Regions from separate parts of the Homo sapiens genome. Here region 2 is linked to region 1. Evidence: chromatin loops called from intact Hi-C (ENCODE). Cell type or tissue: psoas muscle. All regions are shown on one strand.

Region 1 (8,000 bases):
TTTGGCATTATCTAACAAAGTTGATGATGCATATATTCTTTTTTTAAATTTTAATTTTAATTTAAATTTTGAGTTCTGGGGTACATGTGCAGGATGTGCAGGTTTGTTACATAGGCAAACTTATGCCATGGTGATTTGCTGCACCTATCAACCCATCACCTAGGTATTAAGCCCAGCATGCATTAGCTATTTTTCCTAATTCTCTCCCTCCCCTGGCCCCACCCTCTGGCAGGCCCCAGTGTGTGTTGTTCGCCTCCCTGTGTCCATGTGTTCTCATTGTTCAGCTCCCACTTATAAGTGAGCACATACAGTGTTTGGTTTTCTGTTCCTGTGTGAGTTTGCTGAGGATAATGGCTTCCAGCTCCAGATGATGCATATATTCTATCAAGTAGGAACATAGCTGTGGTGGTTTTAAAATAAGTCTGGAAATTATGTGATAGGTGGGGCTTAATCCCCTCATCTTGAATAGGGACTAGACTTAGTGACTCACTTCTAATGAATGAAACATGGTGGAAATGACAGTGTATGACTTCCATGAATAGGTCATGAAAGGCATTATAACTTCTTTCTTACTTTCTCTCGGATCACTTGCTGTGTGGGAGAAGCCAGCTGCCGTGTCATAAGGACACTCAAGCAGACTTTTGGAGAGACCTAAGTGACAAGGAACTGAAGTCTCCTGACAACAGCTGGGGAGATACTAAGTCCTCTCACCAAGAGCCATGTGAGTGATCCATCTTGAAAGATCCTTCAACCCCAGTGAAGCCTTCAGATGACTATAGCCCCAGCTGACATCTTGACTGCAGCTTCATGATAGACCTCAAGGGCCACCATTCTCAAACTCCTGTTCCACAGAAACTGTGAAATCATTAAGTTTTGTTGTTTTAAGCTGCTATGTCTTGGGATAATTTGTTACACAGCAAAAATAACTAGAGAAACTCTCGCACATCTGTAAAAGTAGATGTGTGGAAGAATTCTTATAGCAGCATTGCTTGAAATGGGGGAAGGGGGAAGGAAACAGAGACAACTCAAAGGCCCATCAACTAGAGAATGGATACATTGTGGTATAGTCATACAATGGTATATTTACAGCAGTAAAAATGTTTAAACAGTTACAACTTAAACAGATCCCTCAAATATAATGATGAGAAAAAAAGGAGTACCTTTATATGAAGTTAAAAAAATATAAAGCTAAATAATGTATTGCTTATGAATATATATGCACGTGGCAAAATTAAATAAATGAGGGAAAATTAATAATCATATTCAAGATATGGTATATTTGTTATCTATTGCTTCTTAATCAATGGTCACCAAGATGAAGTGGCTTATAATAATAAACATTTATCTCATAGTTTTTGTAGGTCAGTTATTTGGGAGCAGATTACCTGGGTATTTCTGACTCTAGTTTTCTTATGAGATTTCATTTAAAATATTGGTTGGCACTACTGTCATCTGAAGGCCTGAATGGGGCAGAAGGATCCATTTCATCCACATACTTGGTAAATTGGTGCTGGCTATTAATAGGAGGCTTCGGTTCTTCCCCACATGGGCTTCTTCTTAGGCTGGTTGAAAGTCTTCATGACATGGCATCTTGCTTTTCTTAGAGAAAGCAATCTAGGGGGAAGCAAAATATACTCATCCTCTCTCAAGACCTCCCCAGATCTCATCACATTGCAGCATCAGTTTGGAATGTATCACGTTCAGGACTCCTGAGTAGTCCTAGTTAACCAGCTTCCTCAGGAGCAACTTCCTTTTGGTCCAATTTGCACCAAAGATGAGTCTTAGAAACTGTCTGATAGTCAAGCAGTTTATTCATTCTGGCATCATTCTTACAAGATGGATAGCAAGAGCAGACTATAGCATGGGCCAGATAGTCGGGAGTCAGATGGCCACCTGACCAGGAGGGTCTTCCTCTGAAGACCATTCTCAGAGTTTGGGAGATTCTTCCCCATTTCTCATAGTTGTATTCAATCTGGGTTGGTTGCCAGGTCTTTTTTTTTTTTTTTGAGACAGGGCCTCCAGCCCAGGCTGGAGTGCAGTGGTGAGATCATATAGCTGCAGCCTCAAACTCCTGGGCTCAAGTAATCCTCCCACCTCAGCTTCTTGAGTAACTAGAACTACAGACACAAATCACCATGCCCAATTAATTAAAAAAATTTTTTTGTACAGACGGGATCTTGCTATATTGCTTAGGTTCATCTTGAACTCCTGCTCTCAAGGAATCTTCCTGTGTCGGCTTCCCAAAGTGCTGAGATTATAGGCATAAGCCACCACGCCCAGCCTCAGATGTTTCTTTCAAAAAGAGAGTTTAAGCTATTCTTGTAATAGTAAGCAATGTTTTAAGGTTTATGAGTTGCATTGTGCTGAGGTGATTTTGTCTCCTGGAAATCCCTGGGCCAGGGTTAGAAAATCCCCAGGCCAGGCTGCCTCATGCTGCTAAGTGACACATAGTGTTGGCTCTCTGAGATGTTTGTGTGGGTCTTATGGCTATCATAGGCACACTAGGTCTCTCACTATATCACAGACCTTATGGCTATCATAGGGACACTATATACTATATCTCTCAAAGTATACAACAAAATCAAAGATCTGATCATTTGGCTCAGATCCAGGTGGGAATGAAGCTCTTCAGATGTGGTTCCTTGATTAGGAACCTCAAGTTCCTCTCCTCAAATATAGTTACTCTTCGTATGAGGACCTGTGAACTAAAAAGACAAGGTATGTGCCCCACATCTACCAAGCATGCAATAGTGAGACTGACGTAAGATAAATGCTATAGTAATTCCTGTTTAAAAGTGGGAGAAAAAAGACCACAGGAATAACCAATCCACAGAACTTCTGAAATTCAGCTAGAATTTGGAATGTTTGAGGTTCTTTGATTAAGACTGAGGCCTCTTCCATTCCAGGAATGATTTCTTTTGTGGCTCTTGGCTCTGCATTCTGGCTCTTTTTTCCTGCTTTTAAGTTATTTTTCCTTTCTGTAAAAGGTAGCTTGTGTTTGCAGCTCTACAATTTTTTCAGCCTGCTTCCTGCCTATAGAGGTTTTGGGGTCCAAAGGCCTCTTTTCCTCTTTTACTGTTTCTGTTCATTTCAGTCTAAGTAGATGTTTTTGAAATTATTATTTTCTTTAAATATTTGTTGGTCTCCTATAAATATTATTGGCATTGACTGTACCTTGAGTTTCTGCTGAGCCTACTGAGGAACAGCACCCTTAAGCTTTTAAGAAGCTCCATTGTTTGATGAAGCGTTCTGAGGTATTTCTAAGGTCTTAAAATATTTTTATAACCATACTCTCAGCTTTTCTGTGAGTCTCTTGATTCAACTTTGTTCAACAGTCATTTATTAATATTAGTGTCAGTTATCATCTGGAGAGGCTGAGAATTTTTAATCCCAACAATTCCTGGCTTCTTTTGATTTAATTGTCATTAGCTTATCTATCTTCTTTTATATTTTACCATACACAACCAGAAGAAACCTGTTGGCATCTTCAAAAGTCTAAATGGAATCTACTCAGGTAGGTCACATAATTCATTAAGTACATTTTTTATACTCTTTATGTTATTGCAGGCAACAATGTTGTAGCATCTTCCTCTATATAGTACAAATCTCTTTCATTATAGTTTTCAATGACACTTCTTCACTATCCTTTAAGCTGCCATCTGAAGTCTCCTCTAAGGAAATTAGGCATTGATATGGTGTGGCTCTGCATCCCTACCCAAATCTCATCTCGAATTGTAATTCCTACATATTAGGGAGCGATCTGATGGGAGGTGATTAGATCATGGGGGTGGTTTCCCTCATGCTGTTCTTATGATAATGAGTGAATTGTCATGAGATCTGACGGTTTAAAAGTGTGGCATTTCCTCCCCCCTCTCTTTCTCCTGCCACCATGTAAGATGTGCCTTGCCTTCCCCTTTGCCTTCTGCCATAATTGTAAGCTTCCTGAGGCCTCCTAAGCCACACAGAACTGTGAGTCAATTAAATCTCTTTTCTTTATAAATTACCCAGTTTCAGGTAGTTCTTTGTAGCAGTGTGAAAACTGACTAATACAGAAAACTGGTACCAAGAGTGGGGTACAGCTATAAAGATAACCTGAAAATGTGGAAGTGACTTTGGAACTGGGTAAGAGGCAGAGGTTGGAACAGTTTAGAGGGCTCAGAAAAAGAAAGATGTGGGAAAGTTTGTGACTTCCTAGAGGCTTGAATGATTTTGTCCAAAATGCTGATAGTGATATGGAAATGAAGTTCAGGGTGAGGTAGTCTCAGGTGGAGATGAGGAACTTATTGGGAACTAGAACAAAGGTCAGACTTGCTATGCTTTAGCAAAGAGACTGGCAGCATTTGGCCCCTGCCCTAGAGATCTGTGGAGCTATGAACTTGAGAGAGATAATTTAGGGTATCTGGCAGAATAAATCTCTAAGCAGCAAAGCATTCAAGAGTTGACCTGGCTTTCTCTGAAAGTGTACAGTCATATGCATTCACAAAGAGATGATCTGAAACTGGAACTTATGTTTAAAAGGGAAGCAGAACATTAAAGTTTGGAAAATTTGCAGCCTGTCCATGTGGTAGAAAGAAAACCCCATTTTCTGGGGAGAAATTCAAGCTGGCTGCATAAATTTGCATAAGTAACAAGGAGCCAAATGTGAATAGCCAAGAAAATGGGAAAAATGTCTCCAGGACATTTCAGAGATCTTCACAGCAGCCCCTCCCATCACAGGCCTGGGGGCCTAGGGAGGAAAAAATGGTTTCATGGACCAGGTCAAAGGCCCTGCTGCTCTGTGCAGCCTCAGGACATGGCACCCTATATCCCAGCCACTCCACCTCCAGCCATGGCTAAAAGAGGCCAAAGTACAGCTCAGGGAATTGCTTCAGAGGGTGCAAGCCCCAAGCCTTGGTGGCTTCCATATGGTGTTGGGCCTACAGGTGCACAGAAGACAGGAGTTGAGCTTTGTGAGCCTCTGCCTAGATTTCAGAGGATGTATGGAAATGCCTGGATGTCCAGGCAGAAGTCTGCTGCAGGGGCAGAGCCCTCATGGAGAACCTTTACTAGGGCAATGCAGAGGGGAAATGTGGGGTTGAAGCCCCCACACAGAGTTCCCACTGGGGCACTGCCTAGAGGAGCTGTGAGAATCCTCCAGACCCCAGACTGGTAGATCCATCAACAGCTTGCACTGCACATCTGGAAAAGCTGCAGGAACTAAATGCCAGCCTGTGAAAGCAGCCAAGGGAGCTGTATCCTGCAGAGCCACAAGGGCAGAGCTGCCTAAGGCCTTGTGAGCCCACTTCTTGCATCAGCATGCCCTGGTTTTGAGACATAGAGTAAAAGAAGACTATTTTGGCACTTTAAGATTTAATGACAGCCCTGTTGGGTTTTGGACTTGCATGTGGCCTATAGCCCCTTTGTTTTGGCCAATTCCTCCCATTTGGAATGGAAGCATTTACCCAATGCCTGTATCCCCACTGTATCTTGTAAGTAACTAACTTTTTATTTTATGGGCTCATAGGTGAAAGGGACTTGTCTCAGATGAGTCTTTGGACTTGGACTTTTAGGCTAATGCTGGAATGAGTTAAGACACTGGGGGACTGTTGGGAAGGCATGATTGTGTTTTGAAATGTGAGAAGGACATAAAATTTGGGAGTGTCCAGGGGTGGTATTGTGTCCGGAATTGGTTCCTTCTGGTGGGTTCATGGTCTCGCCTGACTTCAGGAGTGAAGACGCAGACCTTTGCAGTGAGTGTTACAGCTCTTAAAGGTGGTGCGTCCAGAGTTGTTTGTTCCTTCCGGTGGGTTCGTGGTCTCTCTGACTTCAGGAGTGAAGCCAGAGACCTTCACAGTAAGTGTTATAGCTCATAAAGGTAGTGTGGACCCAAAGACTGAGCAGCAGCAAGTTTTATTGTGAAGAGCAAAAGAACAAAGTCCACAGCATGGAAGGGGACCTGAGCGGGTTGCTGCTGCTGGCTTGGGTGGCCAGCCTTTATTCCCTTATTTGGCCCTGCCCACGTCCTGCTGGTCCATTTTAAAAAAATTATTATTATTATACTTTAAGTTCTAGGGTACATGTGCACAACATGCAGGTTTGTTACATATGTATACATGTGCCATGTTGGTGTGCTGCACCCATTAACTCGTCATTTACATTAGGTATAGCTCCTAATGCTATCCCTCCCCTCTCCCGCCACCCCACAACAGGCCCCGGTGCGTGATGTTCCCCATCCTGTGTCCAAGTGCTCTCATTGTTCAATTCCTACCTATGAGTGAGAACATGCAGTGTTTGGTTTTTTGTCCTTGCGATAGTTTGCTCAGAATGATGGTTTCCAGCTTCATCCATGTCCCTACAAAGGACATGAACTCATCCTTTTTTATGGCTGCATAGTATTCCATGCTGTATATGTGCCACATTTTCTTAATCCAGTCTATCACTGATGGACATTTGGGTTGGTTCCAAGTCTTTGCTATTGTGAATAGTGCCACAATAAACATATGTGTGCATGTGTCTTTACAGCACCTGCTGGTCCATTTTACAGAGCACTGATTGGTCCATTTTAAAGAGTGCTCATTGGTGCATTTACAAACCTTTAGCTAGACACAGAGCACTGATTGGTGTGTTTACAATCCTTTAGCTAGACAGAAAAGTTCTCCAAGTCCCCACCCTACCCAGAAGCCCAGCTGGCTTCACCTCTCAGTGTGATATGGTTTGGCTCTGTGTTCCCACTCAAATCTCATCTTGAACTGTAATCCCCACATATTAGGGAGGTACCTGGTGGGAGGTGACTGAATCATGGCAGCGGTTTTCCCCATGCTGTTCTCATGATAGTAAGAGAGTTCTCATGAGATCTGATAGTTTTAAGAAGTGTTTTAAGAAGATAGTTTTAAGAAAGAGGAAGTGTGGCACTTCTTCTTTCTCTCTCCTCTGCTGCTATGTAAGATGTGCCTTTCTTCCCCTTTGCCTTCTTGTCAATTAAACCTCTTTTCTTTATAAGTTACCCAGTCTCAGGTAGTTCTTTATAGCACTTTTAAAGTGGACTAATACAGGCATCTACTAACACAGTTTTCTAGGCTTTCAGACTTTTTCTATTACTCTCTTCAAGGTCCTTCCATAAAGGGTTTACATATGTTCAGTTTTATAGATAGTGACAGTTTTCTGAAGTGCTTGTGCAAATTTACATTACAACCAGCAGTGTGTGAGTTCCAGTTGCTCCATATTCTTGTTTAAATTTGTTATTATTTCTTTCATTTTAGCCATTGTGGTAGGTGAACAGTGGTATCATATGGTGTTTCAATGTGCATTTTTTCTTATTACTTATAGGGTTGAGCACATTTAAGAACGTTTATTGTCCAAACAACCCCATTAAAAAGTGGGCAAAGGACATGAACAGGCACTTTTCAAAAGAAGACATCTATGTGACCAACAATCATATGAAAATAATCTCAACATCACTTATCATTACAGAAATGCAAATCAAAACCACAATGAGATACCATCTCACACCAGTCAGAATGGCTATTATTAAAAAGTCAAAAAATAACAGATGCTGATGTTGCAGCTTCTTTAGTCCCATAGTTCAGCGAGCAGAAGGGAGAGACACCCAGTGGCTTCTTCATTCCTGTAGTTCAGTGAGGAGAAGGGAGTGTTACAGCTCTTTCACTCCTGCAGTTTGGCGAGTTCCAGGTTCTTGTCTCATGACCAAGTGGAATTAGGTACACAGACACTGGACAGTGAACAAGACAGAGTAGAATTTTATTGAGCAACAGAAAGAAAGCTCTCAGCAGCAAAGAGAACCTGAAAGTGGGTTGCCATCTGTAAGGCTGAGTCCAGGGTTTTTATGGGGTTAGAATGGGGGAATATGTGCTTATTGCTTATGGGTGGGCTTGAAAAAGGCACCATTCGATTTGTTAAAAGGCATCATTCAGAAAGAACTCATCGAGAGAGAGTGGGTAAGATGGGGATGGAAGTTCTCACTCAGGTCCATGGATTCTATCCAAAACTGGTAGCTTGGTTTT
Region 2 (8,000 bases), 490 kb after region 1:
CTCTAGTGGAAAGTAGTGTGAACAGTAGGAACAACCCAGAAAACAATGAGTAATTATTGTTCATGTAAAATCCACTAAGAGTCATCCTAACATGTGAAAACCCTGTATTTGTTATTCATAAATACTGTTTTAACAAGTATAACCAGAGCTCTTTCTTCTCCTCTGAAATGCTAAATTTGATTGATTATTATAATGAGCGCTTTTTTAGGAAATTACCGTTCTTTTCTCTTCAGAACCTAAAGAAATATATGGTGAATAGCACAGTCTTTAGAAAATGAATTTCATATGGAAATTAGATAGAAGCCTGCAACTGTTATGAGTAACTACTTTGTAGCCCAGTTTATACACTTCATTAGCTTGATTTCTAAATAAGAACTTGTCAAATAGAAATGTCATTAAAATGCCATCATCTGTGGGGTGTTTGTCATGTGTTTTTTTTTTTTAACTAACAATTTGTAGCAATGTGATATTCATCCCAGAACCCTGTAACTGCGTATTATGTTGTTTGAAGTGTTACATTTGTTCATCGGTACCTCATACTAATCTCTGTTCTTGTCATTCGTGTTACACCCACCAACCCTGCTACCAACCAAATCACACAGGGAGCATCTGGCTTAGACGGAAAGCCAGGATCCCGGGTGAGTCAGTCCCTTGTCTTGCTCTGACATGTTTTGTGGCTGTGAATCATGTGCTTCAGCACAGACCCCTTTGCTCCATGTCCTCTCATCAAATGATGAGGGTGTACTTAGAGCTGGAGTAAAAGGGGAAGGTGGACAAAGATGGCGGCAAAAGGGGGAAAGGTGGACAGAGGACGGTTGCAACTCTGTCCGGAGAACAGCTAAACTGCCAGAATGTCTTTGTGAAGCTCGTGTTCAAGTCTGGATAATTTGCTAGGTGGGAAGAATGACCAGACTAATGGGCTTCATTGTCTTAGAATTCCACATGAATTTTTCCAGAACCAATAGACAGACATCCCCTACAATTCCATGAGAGCGGCCCTCTGAAGAGATTAAAATAATGTGAAATTATTGTAACTTGCTTTTCCTTTTAGACTGATGTCCATCAAATGTAACTTCTTCCTTGGCACTAACTTTCAATTTCTGTTCATAGAAATGACTTGTCTGTCTTCTGTCATTTTGTCTTTTTTTCTTTGGTTCTTAACAGCTCCAGCTCTTAAATTTCAGCTACAGATACTCAGTATTTAGAAGTCTTCTGAAGGTGAACTTTGAATTCAGGCAGTAAGAAAAATATCAGTTAAGCTGATGAGAATTCAGCAACATTAGAATGAATTTAAAACTCTGAATTCTTTCTTATCACAAAGCTCTCACAGAATAAACCAGAATAGTAGAACAGAAATGGGAATACTAAAGAAAAATCATGCTGGAATAGTTCCTACATTTGCAAATATTATAATCAATTTTTTATGAATCTAAGCATAGTCATACTGGAAATGAGCAAGTATACTTGAAGTCCTGGCTACAGTTTTAAGAATCTAAAAGAAATTCCCATCTTTTCAATTCTAAAAACTTGTTTCAGGCAATCATTATTTTCACTGGACCTCAGCGTTCTTACATTCATTCAAATATCACCTCTTCTACTGCAGAAATCCTAATCCTGAACTAACCAGGGGGACAAAGGGGAATTATACCTTTAAGTCATCTTGGCTGCCTGGTTTGTGAGTTGTAAGCCTAGTGACTGGCCACTGCCGCAGAATCTGTAAGAATGATTCCTTTCCTGTAAGCCCCTGCTGCCCCCAACAGAGCTGCAGGAAGTTTTTGGATTGAACAGTTACACACTGTTTTCATTTACTTAATAATTTTCTTCTACTTGTGTAACAGTTCAAGCCTCTTAAACAGCTGAAAACAAGAGTTCAGAGCACGCCCGGTTAAGGGTGGCAGTGGGTGTAGAGAAAGGGCTTGAGGAAGAGGTGACAGGAAGGAAAAACAATTACATTTTTCTTCTTAAGATTATGGGGCAAAGTGAAGATGCTTTATTTATTTATTTATTTATTTATTTATTATTTTTTGAGACGGAGTCTCGCTCTGTTGCCCAGGCTGGAGTGCAGTGGCACGATCTTGGCTCACTACAGTCTCAGCCTCCCGAGTAGGGGAATGCAGGCACCCGTCACCATGCCCAGCTAATTTTTGTGTTTTTAATAGAGACGGGGTTTCACCATGTTGGCCAGGCTGGCTGGCTTCAATCTCCTGACCTCAGGTGATCCACCCACCTCAGCCTCCCAAAGTGCTGGGATTACAGGCTTGAGCCACCGCACCCAGCCAGTGATGCTTTATTTAGTCAGAGGAAAAAGATATAATTAAATATGATATGCAGCTTTTCGTGTGTGCCTTTCATTGAAACATGCAGTTATATACTTCATCCTTTTTGCATGAGTTTCTTGAAAACCGCTGGCCTGAAATAATCAAGCATAAAGCACTTTGAAAGGAGATGAGTTGTCTTACTGATATTCTTAGGCACCATTCACCTAGGAAAAATCCAGGATAAATTATAACTGCTATTCTTGCAGCCCTTGTGATATATCTCATATTATCTTTTTTTTAGGGTACAGATGGTCCTATGGGACCCCATGGCCCTGCAGGTCCCAAAGGAGAAAGAGTAAGTTGTTGCTGAGGTTATTAAGCTTGTACTAAAGAAAACACAGAGCATGGCTTTTCCATATTAATTTAACTGTTCATTTTTCAGAAGAAATAAAGGGCTATCTAATATTAAATAAAAAGAGATACCATCCTAAGTTCTATTCAGAGTCCTAATATTGAGAGAAGAAAACCACAGAGCATAAAATAGAACACGGCTGCCTTAATAAAAACAATACATACATTTACATAGCTAAAATAAATAGCTCAGATGATTCTTCCTTCACCCATAAGGAAGATATTTTCATTTGGCCTTTATCCAGAAAGTCGAAGTCAATGGAGCTAAAATTTCCGGAGTATGTATTCTGGTTGATAATCTTTTATATAAAGCTACTGTACTCATTCAGAGCAGGTTATAACTTTTTTCCAAAGGAAATAATGAAACCTAAGTATTCTTTTCTGCACAGTTACAAATGCTCCCCCTTTTTTAAAGCTAAAGGATAGGCTGTTTTTCTTTAACCATAAGGAAATAATTTCAGTGCATTATAAAATGAAAACCTTTCACTAACCTCTCTATTGCTAGGCCATGTTTCCATATCTTTTGGGGGAAAAAAGACATTCAGAATGGAAGATAAATGGTCATCTGTCTGGAACTTTCTTCTCTCTTCTCCCTCTCATGCATGCGCTCTCTCTCTCTCTCTCTCTCTCTCTCTCCCCCTCTCTCTCTTTCTGTTTTTCTCCCACTATTTCTTTTCCTCACCTTGGAAATCTTAGAATTATTTTTGTGTGTCTGAGTGGAATTATGTCATCAATTTCCCTACCATCCAGGAGAGGATATAAAGAAAGTATTTTAATAGTGAAGTCTTCAAAATGTCGGAATGATTCACTGTGCAAGTTTGTGGTCTTTTAAAAACTAGATAGATTTTCATCAGTCTGAGATAATTTGCTTTAAAAAAAGAGGGCCAGTAGTCATTTCTTTAACATACCTTCCAATTCCATAATTCTGTGTTCTGTAGAGTGATCTCATTCATTCAGGAAATATTTACCAAATGCTACTATGTGCAAAGCATGGTATTACTAGTGTGAAATGGAAACTCTCCTCCCACTTAGGTAAAGCCTATTTTGCTAATTTGCTTCAGTACATTGAATAATACCATTATAATTGATTAATTATCTCTTGGTCTTTTATTAATATTTTTATTAATATTTATTAATATATACTGAATGCTGCAAAAAAAACAGCTATTCTTCCTGACCTAGAAGAGTTTACAATCTAATTGCAGAGAAAAAAAAATGCATGAAGGAAATAACCAGAGAATGAGGCCAAAATAATACAAATAGTACAAGCTGTACAGTGATGAAGATTGGCTTTATCCAAGAATGCTTGTAGAAAGAGATGAGTTCTAAGGGAACATGTAATCTGAATGTGCAATTGTCATATTTCTAAGATCAAACCAATGACTTCTGAAGATCATCTTAATTAAAAATATTTAAAAGCTAAAAGCCTCAACGCTGCTGATGCAGATTGGCTTTCAAGCATTGTATGAAGAAACCCAGCCCATGTACTAAAAATGGAGCAGCAAATCTCAGGCAGTGTTTTGGCAGAATGCCCTGGGGCTCAAGAGGGTTTACCGTGTGGTAAATCAGCTGCTACTTCCGATAGCTCCACAATGTCACAAGAGTATCAGGTCTCAGTGCTGGAGCAGAATTAACCAGAAGAGCAAATGAAATTGCTAAGAATTTTGAAGGCATAGTTTCAGTCAAATGGTGTGCAGCGTAAAGTGTTACTCTTGTATTTACTCAGCATGTTAACTATCTTAACTGGATCATATATCAGTACTCTCCAAGTGCCCCTCACTGGAAGTGCTAAACTGGAGTGTGATTCTCAGAGTTAATTGATAGAGGCGCCATCTGGACTCTCCTGAAAAAGTTTCAAATTTTAAAGAAGTCAGAATCGGCAAAGGGAGGTGTTCTAGGATAATGCCTCAGTGTTGATGTGCAAATTAAAGAACCCGAATGAAATTAGAACAACCTAAAAGAAACCACACATTTGACAGCCAATGTTATTCAAACATTTTCAAGTGTATGATTGACAGCATCAATATTCCACTCTGCAAGCATCTGATCCTCCCTACCTTAGCTGATTTCTTCATTTGGCTTTGGAACTCTATAAATGTGTTAAGCTTGAGAGGTTGAAAAATACTTTTGGAATTGCTTAATCCAGGAAAAGGAGTTGTACATTCAAATCCCCGTGTTAATATTTCATTCCTAAAAGTTTTCAAGCTCGAATCATTAGAATGCTTTTTGGCTCTAAGTGACAAATTCAAAATGGCTTACACAATAAAGAAATACATTATTTTATATAAGAAAATATTCAAAGGAGGACTCTAGGTTTTGCTTGGGAGCCCTTTTCCACATGTTGGCATTGTCTTCTGACCACGGACAAGCTGGGCACAGTGGTCCAAGCATCCTCTCTGGTGAGACACTGGCAGAGAACAGAGAGACTACCTCATGTCTCTTCCTGAGCAGAGAGGAACCTTCCCCAGAGCTTCCCGGCTGATGCCCCTGACACCTCATTTGCCAGAACTGGGTCAGCTGTCCATTTCTGAGGCAGTCACTGGCAAGAGAAATGGAATTGTCGTTAATAGCTTAAGTAATTTTTGGGGGTGGGCTGTTCTAGAAGAGTAGTTTCACAGACAGCTGTTTTAGTGACAGCTTTATTCAAATAAGCCATAGTATATTTGTTTTAAGAATAAGACAAAGCCAAGATTCTCAAGTGAGAAGGGAATGGTTATATCAAAATAATCTATGGAGATTTTTCCAATTAGACCCACCCTAATCTGTGGAGTTATTTCAGTTATTTCAAACTAGACATAGTCCAGTTTATGTGGCTCCTCCCTTAAAACTCTCACCTCCCACTACACGTGCGTGTGTGGGCGCACACACACACACACAGATAGATAGATGATAGATAGATAGATAGATAGATAGATAGATAGATAGATAGATAGATACACACTTACACATACACACCTTACTAGTTATTTTGTTTGGTTGTTTTTTTAGAGATAGGGTCTCACCTTGTTCCCCAGGCTGGTCTCAAACTCCTGGCCTCAAATGATCCTCCTGCCTTGAACTCCTAAAGTGCAAGGCATAAGCCACTGCGCCCGTCCTTTGCTCCATTCTTAAAGGGACTGTTTTTGATATTTCACTATTAAGAAATATGCTGTAGATATTTTTTATAGATGTCTCTTAACAAATTAAGGAAATTCCCTTCTTAAAAAAATGTTTAATGTTTCATTTAAAATCTGGCCACTGTGCTGAGTGCAATTGCTTCTGCTTTGGTAATAACCGTAAAGTAATAATGAATAAAAGTTCAAACTTTTATCGTATTTATTTTCAGTAATCTCACCCATACCATATTGCCTCTAGGTGACAGTGTTAATTAGTTCCACTGACCCCTCAAATTTAGATAAAGAAAATGCTATCAGGGACCTGAAATTTGCTCACACGGGAATCTGGAGAAACACAGGCATATCAGGTGGCTCTGCAGGCACTGTTATCAGCTGAACCTGGCGTTTTGCCAAGAAAAAAGATTTGCTAACCTTTAAACTCCTTCAGGGGTATGATAAAAGGAGATAAGATTTTCTGTTTGGCTACTCATATAAAATCACCATTACTCCTGAAGTTTTCCTACTAAATACTGACAAACACTTCAATTTGGAGATGGCAGCAGCAGAAAACACCATTTGAAATACAGAACATCTCTTTCTTTATCATCACAATTATTCTATTCACAAGATTACCTCCAATAACACTTATTCTTTATAAGTGTTCAAGAATATCGTGTAAGATGGGGAAAGCTGTTCTATTTAAATAGGCACTTAGAGAGAAAGTGAGGAAGATAACATATACCTACCTTATCTGGCATTCAGAGGGGTTGAAAGTTTTTAAACCCTCTTTTTCAGGCCAGGCACGGTGGCTCACGCCTGTAATCCCAGCACTTTGGGAGGCTCAGGTGGGTGGATCACCTGAAATCAGGACTTCGAGACCAGCCCGGCCAACATGGTGAAACCCCATCTCTACTAAAAATACAAAAATTGGCCAGGCGTGGCGGGCACCTGTACTCCCAGCTACTCGGGAGGCTGAGGCAGAATTGCTTGAACCTGGGAGGTGGAGGTTGCAGTGAGCCGAGATTGTGCCACTGCACTCTAGCCCGGGCAACAGAGCAAGACTCTGTCTCAAAATAAAAAATAAATAAATCCTCTTTTTCAGAAAGGAAGCAAACTGTGTACATGATTATATAGATTTGCTTTGATTCATTCATTCAACAAACATTTACTGATGTGCCATACACTATTCTAAGCTGTAAGGATGCTATAGGGAACAACAAAGCTAGAGGCCCCAGAACCCTCCTGTGTATATTCTAGTGAGGGTAGCAGAGAATAAGCAGGTCATAAGCTTTATGGGTCTTCTGGTGTCTAAGGGCTGTGAAATAAAATATAGCTGGGGGTAGGAAGTGGGCAATCGAGAAAGGGTTTCCCTGAATAATTGTTTTTTGATAGAAGGAAAGGTATTTCAGGCCACACACTGTAGTTCAAGCCTGTAATCCCAACACTTTGGGAGTCCAAGGTGGGAGGATTGCTTGAGGCCCCAGAGTTCAAGACCAGCCTGGACAACATAGTAATCTCTACAAATAATTTAAAAACTACCTGGGCATAGTGGTGCTTGCCTGTAGTCCCAGCTACTCAGGAGGTCGAGGTGGGAGGATCACTTAGGCCCAGTAGTTTAAGGTTTCAGTGAGCCATGATCATGCCACTGCACTCCAGCCTGGATGAAAGAGGGAGACCCTGTCTCAAAAAAGAAAGACACTTTATTCTTACATTTAAAGGTGCTAACAAAATAATTAGTAACAAATAAATGTTTCACACTAATGCCAAAGAAACCTAAGTATGACATCTGAGATATGCAAATGCTTTTGCACAGCTGGCCAGCAGCAATCTTGTGCTGCCCCTCTTTCAAAGGTGATTTAGTAAAAGATGCTACTGTGGATTACTTTCCAAATATCACTGGCAGTGACTCTGCAAGAGGCTAAATCTTTGAGATTTTCATAGAATGGTCCTTGAAATAGAGGCTTTAGACATAGGGCATGAGAGAAAGTGTGTGAATGTAGGTGGGTGTGTATGATTTGAACTTTCTACTTTTCATTTTAGGGTGAAAAAGGAGCTATGGGAGAGCCTGGACCAAGAGGGCCCTATGGGCTGCCTGTGAGTTCCTGGTCACATGCACCTCCCCACCTTCCGCATGCATAGATGACCAGTCACTGACACGGTTAACCCTTCGCTTGTGGGGCAGACTAATGTTAGAGAAGAAACAACAATCCACTCATTATCTATAAATTCAGTACTT

The links. A loop is a pair of places that touch in the nucleus more often than their neighbours do. Peaks named below come from ENCODE experiments on the same cell type or tissue, not always from the same donor. Only the 100,000 strongest peaks of a DNase experiment are listed, where the experiment ranks them.
Region 2: a loop joins it to region 1, with 2.4 times the contacts of the local background. A loop is called at or near these places in 5 of 110 quality-filtered maps.

Annotation. Positions count from the first base shown.
Region 1 is chr4:109,320,323-109,328,322 of GRCh38, reverse strand. No RefSeq gene overlaps it. Among named protein-coding and RNA genes, the nearest start is that of COL25A1-DT, 21 kb to the right of the region's middle. In psoas muscle, no CTCF peak of the experiment used is centred here; no DNase peak of the experiment used is centred here.
Region 2 is chr4:108,826,993-108,834,992 of GRCh38, reverse strand. It overlaps COL25A1 (collagen type XXV alpha 1 chain), which reads left to right. Exons shown (of 38, transcript NM_198721.4): 32 at 2,560-2,613; 33 at 7,805-7,858. Among named protein-coding and RNA genes, the nearest start is that of ETNPPL, 68 kb to the right of the region's middle. In psoas muscle, a CTCF peak has its summit at 6; a DNase peak (open chromatin) is centred at 4,182; H3K27ac peaks cover 424 bases.